Regions from separate parts of the Homo sapiens genome. Here region 2 is linked to region 1. A link is a loop called in an ENCODE intact Hi-C map of the cell type or tissue named here. Cell type or tissue: ascending aorta. All regions are shown on one strand.

Region 1 (2,500 bases):
GCATTTGTTTTTTGTTTATATATGTCAATTATTATTATTCATTTTTAAACTTTTCCAGAAATAACCAAGTTTTTCCAGAAACTTTTCCCAGTGACATGTGACTTCTAGTCTTTTGGTATTAAATAAGAAACCTCAAAAGAGACTTCAAAATAGTCATCGTTAAGTTTAGCAGAAAATGTTAAAGTATTTGATCATCTTTTATCTTTGTCATTGGAAAAAAAACCCCAAACCTTATAGGTGTTAATCCTGGTGTTCTGAGCACTTAACTTTTAGATTTTTTTTTTTTTTTGAGACAGAGTCTTGCTCTGTCGCCCAGGCTGGAGTCAAGTGGCGTGATCTCAGCTCACTGCAACCTCCACCTCCCGGGTTCAAGCAATTCTCCTGCCTCAGCCTCCTGAGTAGCTGGGATTACGGGTGCCCGCCCTCACACCCAGCGAATTTTTGTATTTTTAGTAGAGACGGGGTTTCATCATGTTGGCCAGGCTGGTCTTGAACTCCTGACTTCAAGTGATCCACCTGACCTGGCCTCCCAGGATGCTGGGATTACAGGTGTGAGCCACTACACCTGGCCAATACACAGGACTTAGATGAGGAGGTTGTGAAGGGTAAGGAGAGTCTTCCAGAAAGCGGGGCCGGCATGTGCGAAAGCCTGACAGTGACAGGAAGTAGGTGATATTCAAAGAACAAAAAGGCAAGCCTGGATCTTGAAATGTGAGGATGGAGGGGCAGGGACATGGGCAGGCAAATGGGTCGAATCGTGAAGAAACTTCTAAGTCACAGTTATAATCTGGACCTCATTCTAAGGACAATTGAGTCATCTGGAAACATTTGAGCAGAGGAGTGACAAGATGGTATCGTTGGAGAGATTCCTCAAGGTTTAGTGTGCAGAATGCATTGAACGTTGGCCAGGTTGGAGGCAAGGACTCAGTGACCAGTTCCACACTGGGATGATGGGCCTGAGGTTGTGTGTGCGTGATGTCAGCCGAGAGAAGGGATTGGGATCAATAGACACTTGAGAGGTGGAACCCTCCCAGCCTGTGGTGATGGAGCAGATGAGAGGGAATGAGGGTCGTTTTCTGAGAGGGCAGGTACTGTGGAGATGAATCTGGTGTGGGTGGGTGTCTCGGGCTGCGGTGCTGGAAACAGACCCTGAATAATCTTTGGAGATATAATTGTGAAGGACTGAGGAAGGCAGGATTAGAAAGGAGGAGTTGACCCACAGTGCTATGGTGATTGAGGCCTCAGCCAATTTACAGGGAGCTCTGGGGCTGGGATGGCCCTTCAGAGTTGGCCCAAATAAAGGCAAGAGGGCCAAGTTTTTCTATCTCTACATCAGCCAGATGTTGGCTGCTTCTTGGAAGTGGGTGTAGCCTTGGGCAAGACAGTTTCCAAGAACTGTCACAAGACGGTGGCCAAAGCAATTTGCAGTGAGGGAGTCAGCTGTGAGTAGTCGGCAGCCAATATTCTTAGCAGCTAGGGGATGAGGGTGTATACTCTGAAGAGAGAACCTAGACAAAACACTACTGTATCCACTACAATAGCAAAAGAGCTTAGGTTTAATTGGGGACATATTTACTTTTAGGTGCCTCTGGGTTCATTATCCATTCCTTAGTTCACTGATAATTAATGTCAGTTATGGGATGTACAAAGCATTGTGCCAAGTGGTGGTGATGGCAGGGATGATGAGGGCAGGATGGGAAGATGAAGTCAATATTAGCGCATGCATAGTGCTCAGGGTAGTGTCTGCACTGCAGGAGACCAGTGAGATTCCTTCTCAGGAGGAACTGGGTCCCCATTTCCTGTGTGTTCCCTTCTCCTTCAGGTAGGCCCTCAAAGGATTAAGCCTTTTCCTTTCTCAGATACCTCCCTAGGTTCTTCTTCTTTCTCTTCCCCTCCTCTAGGACTTAGAGAGCAGAGAACAAACCCAAACACAAGTTTCTTTTAAGGAAGCCCAGATGTAATATAAAAAAGTTACAAAGGGTTAGGAAATCTTATAAAGTTCTCTACAGATTTCTCCTTTGGCCCAGTTTCTGCAGATGAATCTTTACCAGGATCCCAATCCCCGTACTTCTGGCTCTCCTTTGACTCCTGAAGGGAGGGCTCATAGAAACTACCCACTTTTCTCTGTCCCTACCCTTCTCAACTCTTTCCTTGGACAAGGCCAGCTTTCCAGCATTTAGGCCTTCAGAGACAGCAGGAGGTAAGGATTAGTGGATTCATCCAGTAGCCAGGACCTAGGAGGTCATTCAAATATCGAGGGGCCTCCTAAATAATGCCCAATGCTGAGCCCAACCCCCACCCGCTTCGGGTCTCTCGGTTAAAGGCCTTTGCAGGCATTTCCAAACTGAGGTTCAGAAAAGGAGAGGTGGTTTTGCCACAGAAATCTATGAAATCACGAACAAAGGATAAGGGGAATCCTCTACAGTCTATTTCTGGCAGGCTAATAATAATTTAAACTTGGTTATGATTTCTTTCAAGCGTATGTTTTTGAATATAAAAA
Region 2 (2,500 bases), 120 kb after region 1:
GTTTTGATGTTAATATTACTACACAAGAAGAAATAGAATATTAAACCCGTCACCTTAATAGGAAATCGAATTTTCCTTTCTGTGGGGTCTCTTGTCCTATTGTATTGTTAGAAAGATACATTTTTCTTTATAATCTGTTAGGATTTGGTGAAGCAGTCTTGCTTTTAGAAAGATGACTTTCAGTTGATTTTTTTTTTCTTTTGAGATGGAGCCTTGCTCTGTCTCACAGGCTGGAGTGCAGTATCATGATCTTCTCGGCTCACTGCAACCACTGCAATTCTTCTGCCCCAGCCTTCTGAGTAGCTGGGATTATAGGCACCTGCCATCATGCCCAGCTAATTTTTGTATTTTTAGTAGAGACGGGGTTTCACCATGTTGGCCAGGCTGGTCTTGAACTCCTGACCTCAGGTGATCCAAAGTGCTGGGATTACAGGCGTGAGCCACTGCGCCCAGCCTCAGTTGATTTTTATATGTAGAAAATATAAAAAGCATTAGATACTAGATTTTTAAATATCTTTATTGAAATACAGACCTGTTGTTCATGACTTTAAAGCTTTAAAATAAATAAAGGCTCGTTACCTCTTAGTCACTCTTTTGCTGCATAAATGCTAATCCAAGAGGTTAGGGATTGCTGCTGGCCTATTTTGTGTAATCAAATCTTTATGAGAGAATATTTTTGGGGGGTGCCAGCTTGTTATTTGCTTTGTTCTCTCTTTCGTTGTTTCCCCCAGAGATGAACAGCATTGGTATAACTTTTAACTTGGAGAAGAAATTTTCTCCTTTGCCCTTGTTTGGATTCAAGACCCTTTTGAATATCTACCAGACTGATTTGGTTTATTTAAAAGACAGACAGTATTTTTCTATGCTTTTTGAATGGAAGTTGGCTGCATAACTTGACTATTACAAGAGCATTTCCTGAGCGATGTGTCCCATGCTGCCTGCCCCCTTTGTTAATCATCCCCGTGTTCTCGAAGCGTCCTGGGAGGCAGGCACTGTTGCAAGCCCACCTCACAGGGGTGGGAGTGGACATTCACGTGGGTTGAGTGGCTTTCACCAGGTCCTGTGATTCATGAGGCAGAGACCAGGTGCCAGCTCATCTTAGGTGCTGCCGGCCAGACTCAGCCACTCCGATTTGCCTGCCGGTTTGAACAAGGACATGTTTGTCAAGCGGTTATGGGAAAATGATTTTTAAAAATGTAATCAGTCTGGGCATGGTGGCTCACGCCTATAATTCCAGCACTTTGGGAGGCTGACTGAGGCCAGCGGATCACTTAAGGCCAGGAGTTCGAGACCAGCCTGGCCAACATGGTGAGACCTTGTCTCTACTAAAAATACAAAAATTAGCCGGGCGTGGTGGTGGGTGCTTTTAGCCCCAGCTACTCGGGAGGCTGAGGCACGAGAGTTCTTTGAACCCAGGAGGCGGAGGTTGCAGAGCCGAGATGACACCGCTGCACTCCAGCCTAGGCAACAGAATGAGACTCAGTCCCAAAAAAATGTAATCAATCATTTCTTTATCACATAGCTTGCAATCACTTCTTAGTATTATCTCACATGAAAACTTCGTCCCACTTCAGTCTTTAATGAGTTTAGAGCCAGATTTTGTTCCATTCATGAGGCTTGACAGCTCTTTAATTTCCTTGTGATATGACACTGTTTAGTTCCAGACTGCTATGCATGTCATAACCAAAGAATTTGTTTTACGCCACTAATTTACTTCAAAGGTTCTGCATGGAAATATATTCAGTTAACATAATATCTCAGCCTGAGTGGGAAACTTTTAAATATAAGGAAATTCGGCTTACCTACTTGACAGTGTTTGCTGTCTCTCTCTCTCTCATCCCCTAAGTATACCAGCAGGCAGCCTCCTTAAAGTTGTTTCAAAGTTCTGTGTTCTTGAGATTATCAAATGATATTATTTAAAACAAAAATCCTTCTAGAAAACTTCCCTTATATAATGAATAATTACTTAGTCATTAAAGGGTAGCCAGAGATTTCATTTAACATGGCATACTGAATAAAACAGCATATTCTATCTACCACAAATTAGGTAGTGGCTTTACTTAGTATTTACTGATGTATGGTTTCATATATTATCTTTTCAGTAAAAGATTTATATAATGTTATTTCAAATACCTGGATGTTTGTGTTGAATCAAAAACCTGTGTTTTTGAGAGAGAATTTTTTTTACCCTTATGATAGTTTAACCCATCCTCCTAAAATTAGCCCCATCATGGTTACCTCAGCCCTGTCCTCATTTTTATTATATATTTTTAAAAAGTTTTTTGGTTTTGTTACTGTATTCCTAAATACAGGTTGAGTATCCCTGAGCTGAAAGTTTGGGAACAGAAGTGTTTCAAATTTTAGATGTTTTTGGATCTTGGAATATTCAAATATACATAATATCTTGGGACTCTCTAATTGTGATATTTATTCTTGTTTCATACATACCTTATATGGATAGCTTGAAGGGACTTTTATAAAATAATTTTAATTTTGTGCA

What was found. Peaks named below come from ENCODE experiments on the same cell type or tissue, not always from the same donor. Only the 100,000 strongest peaks of a DNase experiment are listed, where the experiment ranks them.
Region 2: it touches region 1 in a loop (1.9-fold over the local background); 3 of 110 quality-filtered maps call a loop at or near these places.

What each region holds. Positions count from the first base shown.
Region 1 is chr18:58,857,912-58,860,411 of GRCh38, forward strand. No RefSeq gene overlaps it. Among named protein-coding and RNA genes, the nearest start is that of ZNF532, 5.7 kb to the right of the region's middle. RefSeq lists a silencer at 2,086-2,380. In ascending aorta, no CTCF peak of the experiment used is centred here; DNase peaks (open chromatin) are centred at 942 and 1,380; H3K27ac peaks cover 2,500 bases.
Region 2 is chr18:58,976,361-58,978,860 of GRCh38, forward strand. The region is part of intron 7 of ZNF532 (zinc finger protein 532); the gene reads left to right. Among named protein-coding and RNA genes, the nearest start is that of ZNF532, 110 kb to the left of the region's middle. In ascending aorta, no CTCF peak of the experiment used is centred here; a DNase peak (open chromatin) is centred at 1,022; H3K27ac peaks cover 2,292 bases.